2 separate regions of the Homo sapiens genome follow, and region 2 is linked to region 1. Evidence: chromatin loops called from intact Hi-C (ENCODE). Cell type or tissue: HCT116. All regions are shown on one strand.

The links. Hi-C counts contacts between places; a loop is a spot of excess contacts. Peaks named below come from ENCODE experiments on the same cell type or tissue, not always from the same donor. Only the 100,000 strongest peaks of a DNase experiment are listed, where the experiment ranks them.
Region 2: a loop joins it to region 1, with 4 times the contacts of the local background. A loop is called at or near these places in 2 of 110 quality-filtered maps.

Annotation. Positions count from the first base shown.
Region 1 is chr6:148,162,901-148,170,900 of GRCh38, reverse strand. No RefSeq gene overlaps it. Among named protein-coding and RNA genes, the nearest start is that of SASH1, 180 kb to the left of the region's middle. In HCT116, CTCF peaks have their summits at 4,155 and 4,354 (motif pointing right); a DNase peak (open chromatin) is centred at 4,340.
Region 2 is chr6:146,910,541-146,918,540 of GRCh38, reverse strand. All of the region lies in intron 7 of STXBP5-AS1 (STXBP5 antisense RNA 1), which reads left to right. Among named protein-coding and RNA genes, the nearest start is that of LUADT1, 240 kb to the left of the region's middle. In HCT116, no CTCF peak of the experiment used is centred here; DNase peaks (open chromatin) are centred at 3,590 and 4,420; H3K4me3 peaks cover 2,485 bases; H3K27ac peaks cover 2,823 bases.

The DNA of each region.
Region 1 (8,000 bases):
ACACACACCGGGGTCTGTTGTGGAGTGGGGGCAAGGGAAGGAGAGCATTAGGACAAATGCCTAATGCACGTGGAGCTTAAAACCTAGACGACGGGTTGATGGGTGCAGCAAACCACCACCACGGCACGTGTATACCTATGTAACAAACCTGCACATTCTGCACATGTATCCCAGAACTTAAAGTAAAAAAAAAAAAAAAAAAAAAAGTCTTTCCCTAAGTTAATGTTTACCAAGCCCTCACTATGAGGCAGGCACTGTGTTAGTTACTTTCCCTATAGGGTTTCAGTACATGATGATAACACAGTTGTGACAGGGTGGCAAATAGTATTGGCCTTCTGATAGATGAAGACAGGTTTGGGACAGGAGTGACATATCTGGGTGGGTCAGTAGGTCTGTCTGATTCCAAAGTTTCTGTGCTTATCAGTAGCAATATGCAGCTTTTAAAGAAGGGGCTGAAAGATAGCTAACAAAACACCTCTAGACAGTTCCAATTAGGGTTATATGTTTTTAAAGCACTCCCCAAAGGAACAGATTGTGTTTGATGATTCTAGCAGGAAAATGAGGCGATGATCTTGCTAACAGATCAATGTGTGGGGTCATCAAAGTTTATTGTGGATCATGTTTTTTTTTTTTATGAAATGAAAGCCTAAAATAGACCTTGTCAAGAGTAAGTTTCAACACCTTTAAGTACAAAAAGCTTCACTTTGCTGTCATTTGAACTTCTCAATTTCATATTTAACAGGACAGAAACAATCAGAGATGGTTCTGAGTGTGGAAATCTGGCCAATAAAGACAGTTTGTGAGGAGGCCAGGCTGGCTGTTTCTCCAAAGTTTCTAGAGCGGTCATGCCTATTAAATTGACTGCACGTGTGTTGCATAGCGTGCCTGTACTGCTCAGAAAGGTGACAATGACTGAGACAGCATTATATCTATCCCCTACATTTGTAGCAGACAGAGCCAGAGAAATCTTCACAGCAGGGGATGTTACCAGAACAATATAAAGGGAGCCTGAAGAATGACCACAGTGCTGCTGGTTTCCAGGCAATACTAGCAGCCGACACATCAGAGTTCAGCGCCTTAAAAGGAGCTACAATTGGTGTGTGCGAGCAAAACTGTCCTGGGATGAAAAGGTAGCGCCAATGAAAGCACTGAGCTTTGCAAACGGAGGCAATGGTTACCCCTCCCCTCCCCAAATTTACGTATAGACACACATACGCGTGCGCACACACACATAGAATTGAGATAATCTTCAATGGCATTGTCATGTGTTTAATATTTAGCTCCTCCATCTAGATCACTGTTGTTTGTCAAATCACCAATGTACAGAAGGCAGGAGGCAGCCTCCATGGCTTCTCATAAAACCTAACATGGAAGCATTCTCATGAAAATGTGTACTGATGAAGGCGATCAAGAAGATAAAATAGTAATGGATGTAGAAAAAGAACACTACCTATCTTGGCAAGAACCGCTCTGAGTTGAAAATAGGTTAGCACTGGCGGTGGGGTGAAATTAGGGAAGTAAAGGCAAAGCAGAAACCGGGAGGAATCGGAGCATCTATCTACCCATCCTTCCTGCAAGGAGTCTCCTGAGATGTTTCCGTAACAAGTTTGTCTATTCACAGTAGGAGGCATTTCAAACTGATCTGTTTGAGGATGCATTTAATTACTGTCATGTTGATAATGAAGCGTCTTCTCACCCTCCCACCTACAGACTTAATTGTATGTACACCCATCTTTTCTTGTAACCTCACTTCCAGATATCTTTCCTTCCATTCAAAGCTAATTTCAAATACTCCCCTGTTCCTCCCACTTCCTCTTAGAGCTTTCACCATTAATTATTCCCTTTCCTGTCCTGTACTTGGGGGGGAAAGGCTGTCACACAGAGATGCCCAGAAGAATCTGAACAAACAGGCCTTGCTCCGCTTCCCCCAGTTTGTTATCATTAGATCATACCCGTTTGTCCTCCAATCATACTTCTGCAGGACTGTCCATAAAAATACACAGATATCCTCATTTCTTTCGGTCTTTATTTTCGAAGTCTCCTGTGTCAGGTAAAAGTTAGGTTAAATAAATCTCTATGCTTTCCTCTTGTTAATTTGTGTTTTGTGATAGGGGTCTCAGCCATGAACTGTGATGAGTGAGAAAAAGATATTACTTTTTCTCCCTCCTAGCGCCACACTTCACATAGTCACCCAAGACAGAAACCAGAGCGTCATTGTCAACACTTTGCAATCAGAATCCATATTCAACCTGTCACTAAACCTTGCTATTTCTACCTCTTTAAGAGCTGAGTAGCTGTCTTCTCCATTTCCACTGCCTGCCTCAGGATATGACCATGGTAGCCAGGATTTATGGAAGACTTTCATAACAACTCTTTTTCTTTCTTTCTTTCTTTCTTTCTTTTTTTTTTTTTTGAGACAGAGTCTTACTCTGTTGCCCGGCTGGAGTACAGTGGCACAATCTTGGCTCACTGCAACCTCTGCCTCCTGGGTTCAAGTGATTCTCCTGCCTCAGTCTCCCAAGTAGCTGGGATTACAGATGGCCATCACCATGCCTGCCTAATTTTTTTATTTTTAGTAGAGACGGGGTTTCACCATGTTGGCCAGGCTGGTCTCAAACTCCTGACCTCAGGTGATCTGCCCGCCTCGGCCTCCCAAAGTGCTGGGATTACAGGCTTGAGCCACTGTGCCTGGCCGACTCTTCCTGATTCCAGTCTTGATCCCTTTGCATGTATCCTCTCCCTTCTTACATTTCTATTGCTCCCAAAGAAGTGAACTGAAACTCTGGCGAAGTCACTTACCATCAACGACCACTCTCCAGGAGCATAACAGTCAAGCTTCCTGACATGGAGCAAAGGTACTTTTAGCATGAGCCTTTCCCTGACCTCTTCAGGACAGCCACCCTTGATTTCCTCCCCATGCACCTTACATCTAGTACAGCAAGCTGCCGCCAACCCTGTGCACAGACCTCTGGCATTGCACCTACCAGGCCGTTCTGTTCCTGTCTTCTATTTGACTCCCCTCAGCCTGAGCAGATGCAGGTGAGTGATTCTGAACCTTCAGATCCTTATGTCTACAGAGAAACTGGTACCTAGTAAGTGGTCAATACATTTTGGCTCCGTGAATAAATAAGTGAATATTCGATTCTCTTCTGACTGCTGGGGATGGCCTTATCTGACAGCTAACGTCTAAACAAGTTTCCTAGAGTGATTAACACAAGCAGGCAAGGATGAAAGAAAGAAATGCAAAACACAGTGATCCTGAGGCCCAGAGAACCAAAACAGGGAAGGGCAGAGGGGTGGGGACACGGCAGGGAAAGTGCCTGCTACATGGGTCAGCTTTGCTCTACACACCTTGGTTGGTTCTCTTTGAGATCTAGTTTTATTCATATAAGAAATCATTTCTTTAAGTTCAGTGCCACATATGAGTTTCATTATAGGCCAGCAGAAAGCAATAAAGTACCCTGGAGACAAAGTAATAGCATGAAAACGTGTGGAGCTATGGTCCAGCTTTGTATTTGAATAAGGACTATATTTAACACAAAAAGAAAACCTCCCAGGACGGATGCGGTGGCTCATGCCTATAATTCCAGCACTTTGAGAGGCCGAGGCAGGCGGATCACTTGAGGTCAGGAGTTTGAGACAAACCTGACCAACATGGTAAAACCTGGTCTCTACTAAAAATACAAAAATTAGCCCGGTTCGGTGGCGCATGCCCGTAGTCCCAGTTACTCGGGAGGCTGAGTAATATTTTATTTTGTTAGCCCTATTTCATGCCCATTTCTTATGGATTAATTTAAATTCCAATATGCAAGTGGTAATAATATGGCCATTGGTAGTCCCTTCTGTGAATCACAGATTTTACAGTAACGTGGAGAAACAGGCATTTCTTCATCTTCGATGTCTACTTGTTTGGGAGCAATTTATCAAGGAGACTGTTGAACCATCAAGAGTAAATTGTGTACTTTGGGGTGCAAACTGCTAATTGCTAATGCATTAATTAAAAGATTTCTTGTGCTTTTTTGCTCCAGGAAGCAAAGCCTATACAAATGTACCCAGTCACCTTTTCCTGACCTGCCCCTGCTCCCACCCCTTCTTGGATATTCGGAATGAGAACACGAAGATAATTTGTATGCACATTTCTGACAACCATTTTAGGGTTCTGTAATGATAAAGAACAATTAACAAAGGCTTCCCTGGCATTGACTAACCACTTTCTGGGCAAATGGTTTAATTAACGAAGAGGCTGCTTCCTTTGGTTTAATCACACAGCATTTAAGTAGAGGCCGCTTAGGCAAATAAAAGGCTGTTATTTCTTTTGGGTATTTTGCTAATGTCTGTCTGTCCACAAGATGGCAGTAAACGTTTGATGAGTTTCTATGATAACTTTAGTCTTTTGTGTGTAAATGTGTGTGTATGGAAGGGGTGGGGGTGAGACTTCCTTTAGAAGAAAAATTTTATTTATTTGATGTTTTACATTGTTTTACACTTTATGTCAAATACGTCTACTAGTATATAATTAATTTAAAATATCTTCAAGTGGGTGACAGTTACACTGTTTATCCTAACAGTTCAGCTGTGTATCCTAACAAAAATAATATCGTCTCCATCTCAACTGCATCTAACAAAAAGGATGAACAAAAAGTTAACATTTGATTATGAGAAATTAGAGAGTTCTAACTTTACTGGCTAATAACTTGGAAATATATGAACAAACTGGTTCATTTCTGAATCCTAGGTGAGTGGGTGCTATAAGCAAGAGTTGTGGGTACTATATGCAAAAGTGAAACACACTAGGATCTTCTCTGTAAGAAGCTTTAGACCTACAGAGACTATCCAAGTGAGTGTGTTCACAAAATTGTTATACAAGCTAATGGGTGACATAAGGGAGATATGAATGAGAAACTGTGTCACTAATAGTAGAGGAGAGATGATTTTTAATTGGTGGGAACCAGGAAGGCATTCTTGGAAAGTGGGGCACTCAATATTTGCTCTCACCTAGGAGTGGGACCCAGACTTGTGAGTTGCCTGCACATAGGTGTGAGAGTAAAAGCTCACCTGGACAGGTGAAGAATACCTGGGGATGAATAGGTCAGTTGACTTGGTTGCAAAGTGTATCTAAAGGGTAGGATTGGGAAGAGTGAGCTTGATGGTTGAATGTGAGTTTTAGAAGTTTGGATTTTTTTCTGGAGGCAATGGAGGATCACTAAAGGTTTTGAGCTGAGAAGGAGCCTAGTGGCAGTGGCTCAGAAAGAACAGCCTGGAATCTCTGCAGGATGTATTGAGGTGGAGAGACACTGGCTGTGTGATAGTGTGTATAGGTCTAGAGAAAGGTGGTGTTATGGTCATATTCAAGCTACAGTCCTGAAGCAACGACCATTAACTTCATTTCTTTAGGTGATTTTCCTCATTCGAAAGCAAAGGCTTGGACGAGGTGGTTCTTTTCAGCTCTAAAAATTACAGGCCTGGCTAGGATAATAGCAGGGGTATGGAGACAGGTGAATGGATGCAGGAGAGATTAGCAAGGCAGGCAGAGAAGCACCTGGTCTCTGACTGGAAAGGGAATGGAGGGACATTGGAATGGAAGCTTGGCAGGAAGCAGAGAAGAGAGATAAAGGCAGAAGAACATTTTATGCAAAAGAACATTATATGCCTAGAGTCACAGTGGGATTGTAAGTAGAGAATGGCAACGCCAGCTATGTGAAGAATATTTTCAGATTTGAACACTGGCATTATTTGTAACAGTTAAATCATAGACAAAAGAATTGTTTAAATGTATCTGAAAGATTTGGGTAAATTATCTGAAGAGGTAGCCGAATACTGTCATGGAGGTTTCCATTCCTTTCTTCTTGATACATGTAGTATTCAGCACACATAACATTGCCAGAGAAGGCAGAAAGGCTCTTAAATGCAGTATTGGAATGGACACAAAACAGGCAGGTCTTTGTATACAAAGATGGCTACTATGGGCCTCATAGGAGCTGGGCTCCCAGCTGCTTTCCTGCTGGTGGTGACCTATGAGGCCCAGGCCACCACGTGTGCTCCCAGAGCCACAGCCACCGGGAGTGTGGAGGTAGCACAGGCTTCATGAGTCATCATTGAAGACCCAGTTCTCAGTCCCAATGTTATCTCAGCAACGAAAGCAACCCAGTGGTGGGGGTTTCTCTCCACCCACTTCTGACTAGATCGTTGTGCATAAAGGAAAAATGTGAAGTGAACAAATAGTTATTGGGGAGTGGATTCAAAAGTGCAATTTCCAGAGCAGTCACAGGGTAAGATCAGGCAGTTTCAGGCTAATCTCCAGGACCACAACACTGGATGATGACAGCTGATGCCCAGAGAGGGGTGACTATGGTTGGAGGGTGGACCCTGATGTGCCTTCAGATTGCCAGAGATTAAAGTCTTTGTGATACTGCTCAGTGTTCTGCATTGAACGTGGACATTTTCATTTCATGTGCTGAATGTAGTGAATTCATTTCTAGAATGTTCAGTTTATCAGCATATCACATCCTCAACCTTTCTGCATCAACAGGCATTTGCCATATAATGAACATATATGTGTATTTGTTAAGACAGGAATTTATGCCCTTTAATACAGGAAGCTAAAACATTCCTAAGTAGGTTAATTTTACAGTAAAATCTCTGGCCATCTTCACTTCCATGTTTGTATTTGGAACTGCGTATAAATCTGCATTTGGTCTCCAAACTTTCTAACATCTAAAATCCTTTTCCTGAGAGTCTGAAGTGATTCAAACATCAGGGATTGGAGAAAAGTAGGGAGTTTGAAGACAAATATAAAAGGTAAGATCACAGCTTTGGGAAACCACGAGTAACTTCAATTTTCTAATAACAAAAATATTAACTATTCTTTTACTACAAACATTATAGAAGTACTATACAACTCTTTCTTCTTCTTCTTCTTCTTTTTTTTTTTTTTTTTTTGCCAAATCCAGTTTTCTTTCTTATTTTAAAAATACTAACGTAATGGTTAAAAGCAATATTTTCTACAATGTGCTGAGAAGTTAGTAGAAGATATGGCTATGAGGTTACTGAAGGTATAGGACATAAGAAAAAGAAATTCCCCAAGGAAGCAAGGACTAAAAGTGATATGGTTTGTCTGTGTCCTCACCCAAATCTCATCTTGAATTGTAATTCCCATTGTCCCCATGTGTCATGGGAGGGACCTGGTGGGAGGTAATTGAATCAATGGGGCAGTTACCTCCATGCTGTTCTCGTGGTAGTGAGTGAGTTCTAATGAGATCTGATGGTTTTATGAGGGCCTTTCTCCCCTTTTGCTCACTATTCTCCTTGCTGCCACCATGTAAAGAAAGACATGTTTTATCAGAGACTAGGATTGCAACCCCTGCCTTTTTGTGTTTTCCATTTGCTTGGTAGATCTTCCTCCATCCTTTTATTTTGAGCCTATGTGTGTCTCTGCACGTGAGATGGGTTTCCTGAATACAGCACACTGATGGGTCTTGACTCTTTATCCAATTTGCCAGTCTGTGTCTTTTAATTGGAGCATTTAGTCCATTTACATTTAAAGTTAATATTGCTATGTGTGAATTTGATCCTGTCACTATGATGTTAGCTGGTTATTTTGCTCGTCAGTTGATGCAGTTTCTTCCTAGTCTCGATGGTCTTTACATTTTGGCATGATTTCGCAGTGGCTGGTACCGGTTGTGCCTTTCCATGTTTAGTGCTTCCTTCAGGAGCTCAACAAAGATCAAAAGAGCAAAGAAGGCCATTACATAATGGTAAAGGGATCAATTCAACAAGAAGAGCTAACTATCCTAAATATATATGCACCCAATACAGGAGCACCCAGATTCATAAAGCAAGTCCTGAGTGACCTACAAAGAGACTTAGACTCCCACACAATAATAATGGGAGACTTTAACACCCCACTGTCAACATTAGACAGATCAACGAGACAGAAAGTTAACAAGGATACCCAGGAATTGAACTCAGCTCTGCACCAAGCGGACCTAATAGACATCTAC
Region 2 (8,000 bases), 1.3 Mb after region 1:
AAACTGAGATTTGGATGCAGGCCTTAGGTTCTCAGTCTCACATGCCTTCCAGTTTTTCTGGTGTCCTGGATGGTACAGTAATCTAGTAGTGGCTACTAGTACAGATTCACCTGAAGATTTAAGTTTTACTATGAATTCCTTCAAATAGTATGAAGGTATTTAGAGTGTACAGGGCCCATTCAGTGTGTTTATGTTTTCTAAGGCTTAACCAATCCATTTTTCTTCAAAGCCTAAATTTCAGCCTACTAATAAGTTATAGTAACCAAAATTATTAATAATTATAACTAATTGCTGACATCTAGAAAGTGTCACCTGAAAGGCATGAGTGCTTTATCTCCAACAAACATAGAGTCATTCAAGGGCAAACTAACAATGACTCTGGTATTTTTGAATGCCCTCAGAAGAGTTCAGGGCATCCTTATTCTGAAGGATGTTTCTCCGACATAAGTAAATGGCTAACTCAACAAGAGGGTATATTCTACTTTAGCTGGTAAAATGCAACTGCTTGGAATATTGTAGGCACTCAGCAGTACCTGGATGTTGACAGCATTAATGAATAGATGATAAAGCATCCTGATCCATTGAAATCACTTCCTGTAACGTTCTTAGAGGTTTTTATTTTCTGATGAAGAAATTTGCTACAGTTTAAATCTGATCAGAAGTCAGTACATTAATGAAGCTGTGTGTATGCATATGTACAGAGTAAGTCAGTTAAGTAAATGGAAGATGTCAGTCATTCATATTTTTGTGAGAATATTGGTTACATGTAAAATTGTGGGAGGCAGAAGTTGAAAATGAACTATCAAAACATACGAAAACCTAAATAATGTGAGAAAAATTATCTAGAAATTCCTTTACTTAAAATAGGATAATAAAGAAGCCAAAAAAAAAAAAAAAAGGCTGGGCGTGGTGGTGCGTGCCTGTAATCCCAGCTACTCGGAAGGCTGAGGCAGGAGAATCACTTGAACCTGGGAGATGGAGGTTGCAGTGAGCCAAGATTGCACCACTGTACTCCAGCCTGGGCAGCAGAGAGAGACTCCATCTCAAAAAAAAAAAAAAAACAAAACAAAAAAACAAAAAAAGAAAAACATTCATTGATGTGAAAATACACAAAACGAGGTTGCAACGTTGTTGTTGTTGTTTTTCCCCAGCCCAGTACGTTTATGAGTCAGACACATTCTGCTGATAACATTGACTAACACGCGTGAAGGGGGTTGGGGAGGGGAGGGTAATGGGAGATCTGCTTGAACAGGTTGCTCAGGTAATCCTGATGTGCTTCTCTTCCCTGACTCCTCCCATTGAGAATTACTTGTCTATATTTCACTGTACTCAAAAGTATAGATGCACTAATGGAAAATTTTGCCTGTGATAACCTGTTATAATTTTATAACAAAGATGTTAGTTAATTGACATCCGCCTGAAATACTTGAGTGTGATATGTGCATAAATTACACTCTCATCTTTATTAGTTGGAAATGATGTAAATAACATACAGGATTAAAGCCTACCTGGAACTGAATCCCAACCTTGAGGAAGTAACAGAACTTCCTTGGTTCTCAGTGTCTAGAGCAATGGGGATAGTGCCACATCTCATATAATTCTTAAGGACATTCAGTGAGAAAACAGATAAAGAGTTCCTGCTATTATATCTGGCAGATAGTACTTGCTCTTTGCCTCATCTCGGTCAGTCATCCATAGTTAAACTTGAGTAACTCTTATTGAGCAAGCTGTTTTATTTGTTACATTTCTGCAGTTGGTTTTCCTTTTAAAATCTGGACTGGGGCTGTGGATTCCTGAACAGAGCTGGACCACAGCTCTAGTGTGGTACTCTGATAGGAACAAGAGCCTTTTGGGAACAATACATTCACTGAAGGTGGACACAGATGGTCACAGGTGAACATTGTGGGCGGCAAGGTCAGAGAGGTCAATGCTTCCAGGACAAAGCTAGGGGCCTATCCTGTGCTCTCTTACTGCCATCTCTTCCACGTTTTTCTAATCTTCACCTTTATCATTTTTTTTATTTTCACATATTCTAACAAAAATGCTCTCAATCCATGATAATTTTCTTGGCTTTTTTTTTTTTTGCATATGAGAAACATGCTGCTATTCTGACCATTTTTGTGCTAATCATTGATTGCTGCTCACCCACTTGAGATATGGTTAAATAGTTACCATGGACTGAATTAGCCCTTTCTGTTTATTGTTGAGGAAGAACAGATAATTTCATTCCTTTGCTATCTCAGTCATTTACTATTTAAGGTCGACTTTTCAGAATTTTGTTCAAAATGGTTACTTTGAGTCAAATACTACTTTTTCAGTGGAACTGCTTCTTGGTTCTTCACTGGAACCCACATCTACTCTTCCATCTTCAAATAACAGGAAAATGGAAATTTGTTCCTGTTGCATTCTTCACCCTCAGAATTCATCTGTTGTGCTGGGTCATCCAATTTTCTATTCTTCCCTTCCCCAAAAGAAGTGGCATAATCCAGTGGATGTCTAACTTAACACACAAAGGCAGAGAAAAATGGGTTCTAGTTTATTCCTTGGTTGTTGGGAGGTGGAGGAGTTTGACTTACTCCATGACTCACTTTTCTCATCTGTGTAATGAGGATAGTCATTCTAACATAACTTCCTCCATTTCAACTTCCTGCCTGGACACTTTTGTTGGAGCCTGAATGCAAGAGCCATTCTCACTGGGATGCCACAGCTCTGGAGACTTCTTATAGATGTTGTTTGGAACACTCCAGGCTTGGAGATGGGCCTTTAGACACTGCCTGTAGTACTGCTTAGCAACAGCTCTACAGACATAAAGAGATTGCAGTGGCTGCTCCTTCCTGGCTCCACCATTCAGCAAGAGCTCCACAGGTAATCTGATGACCATGATTGTAGCAATAAGGCTCTATGGCTTAGAGTCTTGGCTCTGGAGCACTTTAAAAGATAGAGTCAGAATTTAGTTGTTTGGGCTCAAATAAAATTTGACTTTCCAGAGTACTGAAAATAAAAGAAAATGTTTATTTCTAGTATTTTTATTGTAAAGTGGTAAAAACTGTCTCAAGATAGTTGTAGGTGCTGAAGTGATCAAGGAAGTAACTAGTTATAAGCAGATTATAAAAAACTAAACCTATGGTAGCCAACCTTTGATTCTCTGTATCTCAAAGTGACCTCTCTCTGAGGACATTAATTTGAATCTTCCTCTGGTGTGATGAAAAAAGAAATTCTTATTTTCATTTTGCTTTGTAAGGAATTTCTTTACCCTTTCCTATGCTTATCAGCATATCGTTTTCAAAATCAGCTTAGCAGACCGACTGTGACCTTCCAATTGAAATGAAACATCTTCCTTTTTATCAACCGAAGGTTGTGGCTTTTGGCATGAAATTACCCAGATGGATTTATTAATTTTAGCCTCTTAACACAGACTCACTCAGACTCACCTAACTGATGAGTTTCCAGATAATAAAGAAAAAGACCATTTTAGAATAAAAATAACAACTCAGAGTCTGAACTGAATTTGCCTGGAGAATTTTCATTGGTTCATACCGGATGACTCACTTTACAGTAAATTCCAAGTCTGTGGCCAGAAAATTTGTGAGTCTGAGTCAGATAGACAAGAACCTTAATAAAACAGGAGCCAATGGCCCTGGCATTCCGCTCAGCAGTGCCTTGAAAACACAGGCACTAATAAACTGCTTTGTGAATTGTCTTTCTGGGAATATCTGTATGTTGCAGAAGGCTCGTTCTCCCTGCAGAAGCCTCTATGCTCTCCTGTGAGAGGGCTGGGAAGCAGGACTTGCTGTGCTCTTGTTCTTTAATCACTTGTGAGGCAACACAGGGTAATATTATTGTATCATCTGGCCAGCTGACAGGAAGAGATTAAAAATTATTTCAACAGCAATACATTGAAACTCCAAAGTAGTCCAGGGCATTGCGGTGACCTTCAACGAACCCTTGCTATATGACTCAGAAGCAAGATGCAGCCAAGTTGGGGCCAAGATGGATTTTGAGAAAAGGCAAATTCTGACTTTTCTGCCTCACTGGATTCAGCATCTCCTGCTTACCCAGAGCTGTCTGAAACAGCACGAGAAACTAGCGGAGTCTCATAAAGTGTGTTACTAAAAAAGCTTAGAGGACATTTATTTTAAATGAGAAGAATTACTGCTCATGGTGGTTTAAAATCCTAATGGTCACTGTGGGTCTCCTCTGAATACCAAATCTCCTTGTTGAGCACTTGCTGTGTGCTTCTCGACAAAAATGGAAACCCGAGTCAAAAGGATAGCCTTGAAGTCTCTTTCCTCCTTTGTCCCCTCCACGTGGCAGAGCGTATTTTTGTAGTTTGAGATCAAGTCTGCCAGCTTGCATTAGCATATCATCCGCCTGGTTACCAAGAAAATGTGCCTGAAGAAGAAAAACAAGAGCGTGTTCGCGGTCATTAGGCTCACATCATGAGCATGAATCAGCAGTTTGGAATTTGCGAGGCTGGGGCTGAAGTAGGCTGGGGAGCCAGCAGAGCCAGCAGAGTGGGCAGGAGAACTCCAGGCTGCCTGACTGCCCCTTGCCTCCTCCTCAAGTGCAGCGCAGCCACCCCTGGTTAAGGAAAAGGCTGAGAGACCCATGACGCAAGGATGTCCTAATCCCTGCATGTCTGCGTTTTCCTGACTTCTTTAACAAATGTTGACCATCTGTAAAGGCAAAAAACGCCTTTGATAGTAGTTATATATGAATCTTTGTATTTGAAAGAAACAGAAATTAATGCAAAAAAATTAATTTACTCTGATTTGCTTTGGACATTTTCTATCATTGGTGTTTGAAAGCAATACTAGTATGCAGATACTAGTGTGGCTGATTTATGCCATGCACAATAAATATACAAGAGATGAAAGATAATTTTAAACTCCTGTAATGCTAGCAGTAATGTAGATAATTGACAATCTGTCTTTTCGCTCCTACACCTCGTGTGCATAAAACAATGCCCACCTTGCAATAAACACTCAGGAAATGATTAATAAATTAAGTCTGTCTTTTGTCTTTCCTACATCCTTGTGTTACAACATCTCTCTGTGTGTTTGTTCCACAAAATGTCTAAATGAAGTCATAGCTGCATTTTTAAAGCACCGTGTTGCTTTGCATGTACCTTTTCATTATCTTACTAAGCTCTCACAAAACACCCTTTAAATCTTCACTTATCAGATGAGAAAACTAAGGCACAGGCAGGTCAAGTGACTTACCCAGAGTGAGGGGAGTTACTTGACGGTAGAGGCAGGACTTTAACCCAGATCTCCTGGCTTTTCAGGGCTTTCATGCTCTCCCACAATGAACAAGGCTGTATCAGTCAAAAACTCTCTCCTAGTTATCGTGACTTTGGGTGAAGACTTTGGGCTACGGTGTTGCATCTCACAGGAAGTCTGTGATCAGGGGCAATTGATCATTTGACCCTATTGTCAGTCATGAACCCTGCAGAAAGCTTTGTTTTATCAGACAGCTGTCTAAAGAAGCAGAAGGTTTAGAGCAGTTGCCTTCAGAAGCAGCACTTCCAGGAGACAGGGAGGGCTGGAGCAGAGACAGGGTGGTGTTCAGGATTGGGCACCAGGAACGTGTAGATGCAGAACCCCCAGGTGTTCACAAGAAGGGCAGCCAGGAAGGGACATGGGCAATGCTTGGGCCAGACCACACTTCCTTCTCTGTTCTGCCTGTGTCATCTTCTCTTCCTAATCTGTGTGGGTTGCCATCATTCCATGGCTCTCCTGGGTGATTCTCTAGGGCCCATGACTTAATGCTGATGGGATTAATTTTAATGGCTCTACACAAAGTCAGAATGCTCTTTTAATAATATACTATTGATTTTCTCCATGCATTGGGTGTAAGCTTATTTCTGCATGGGATTCTGTGGAGCAATAGGAGTTTACATTTATATTCAAATCTGGCAGCCATACGTCAGGCCTCCTCTCAGGATGAGCACAGACCACTGTGGTGCACCACTATGAATCTGTATAATGAAAACTGCCTTTGCTACTTTCCTTTTTCATTTTAGGAAAAGGAAATACATTTTGTATACATCAATGAAATTATTAGAATACCCTCTGATACAGAGCTCAGCTCTCTTGGGAAACCAGACCTCTTATGGGTGAAGAGAGAAATAAAATATTAGGAAGCTAAATCATATGTATCTTTATCTTGGCTCTTAGCAGCAAGGCAACTTTATAAAATGTGATTATGAATTATTGAAATTTTTCTTAAAGACAGAAAACTATAAATAAAAGTCATCCAAAGGAAAAACATTGCCATGATTTATGTGCATTCTTTAAATAATTCACCAAGAGGAAATTAGAAATATTTGTTTATATGCTTGTTTGTTTATGAGATGTTTCTGTCAAAAAGAATTTAATAGGAAATCTGTTTTCACTCAAGTCCAAATTGAAATTTCAGAAATGGGCTACCCCAATGCAGAATTCATCATCATAAATGTTAAGGATTTGGGGACCGTGAAGGCACCCTCTTATCAAAACTTGTGGGCACATATGTGTGGCTGGGTGTGCCGGGTGGGGCAGCAACATGATGTCAGGTTGTGTCCTTGCTCTTCTTATTCTTTAGAGCTCTTCTCCCTCAGGATACTCCAGCTAAGAAAGTATGGACGCTTCCCCTAGTTTAGAATGCACTTCAGATGGATTCCAAGCTAGAACAAGGTCTATCTGGAGGTGAAGTCATGTGACATGAACTAATGGCTAGATTTCTACTGAGGAAGCTTGGGGTCCTTGTCTATAAGGTAAAACTATCAATATTATCAACCTCTTATGATTAGTGAGGATAGAATGACATCATGACTATGAACATCTTTTATGAAGTAGAATGTTGGGCTGAGGTCAGCTGTCTTTTCTGTCTAGAGGATGAAGAGATCCTCCTAGCTTGGCGGAATACTCTGCTCTGATGGAAGTACCATCCTGGTCCAAACATGAAAGAATTCCCAACATCAAGATTGATTGAAACATATTCAATGGGTATGTGTGATCTTCACATATGTATCTATTGGAAGTATAACAAAATTCTTCCATTTGTGTGGTGGTGAATGTAAAATTTGTATAGCGGTGAATGTAAAATCAGAATGCAAAACCAGAAAATCAGAACCTGGGCTACTCTCCACTGTCCTCCACAAATTAGCTCTGTAAACTTGGGTAAGTCACTATACCTTTAGGCCTTATTTTTATTATTTGTAAAGCATAGGATTTGGATTAGGACATATGACAAGTATTAAAACTATGATACTAAAAGAAGTATAATGAGTAGATCTTTTAAAATGGTAGCTCCTTTAATATAGTTTAAGCCTTGATAAGAATCAGGGGAAAATAGTTCAACTCAGCTTCAGCTTCTCAAAAATCATGATTTCCACATAAGAAAGATGACCCTCCAGGGGAGAGGGAAAAGCAGAGAGGGACATGGCACCCTGCTGTGCAAGCCACAGGGAGGACACACATTTTGTCTGAGAAGACACATGTTTTTATTCAAACGGGACTCTACACCTGTGAGGAACTTACTGTGGTGAAGGTAACGTGCTCTATCCCTGAGAATCAACTTAAAAAAAGGATCCCTGAGAATCCTTGAAAAGGAACAGAACTCCTAATCAGGAAACACTGCATAGAATTTAAACATTAGAAATGAAAGTGTGTGCTAAGAATGAAACAACAACAATGACATGGGCCTTTTTTCTTACCATTCTGTTGCCTGAATTCAACATCTTCCTTTGGAAGTGATTCTTGTCTCCTGTAGCTAAACCGGTGTCTAGAATCAGGGATGGGAAGCAGTAGGCAGGGATGTGTGGACACACAGAGACATGGAGGTGCAGGAGGAGCAGTTATTAACAAACACTCCAGTCACAAGACAGGCTTGAAGACAAAGCCTTTGAGACAAAGACTTAAAGTCTAAAGGAGCACTGGTAGTATTCATCTTGTACAGGGAAGCAGCTGTCCACAGAGAACTCCACACCCATTTTGCCTTCACTCCTTGCATAATGG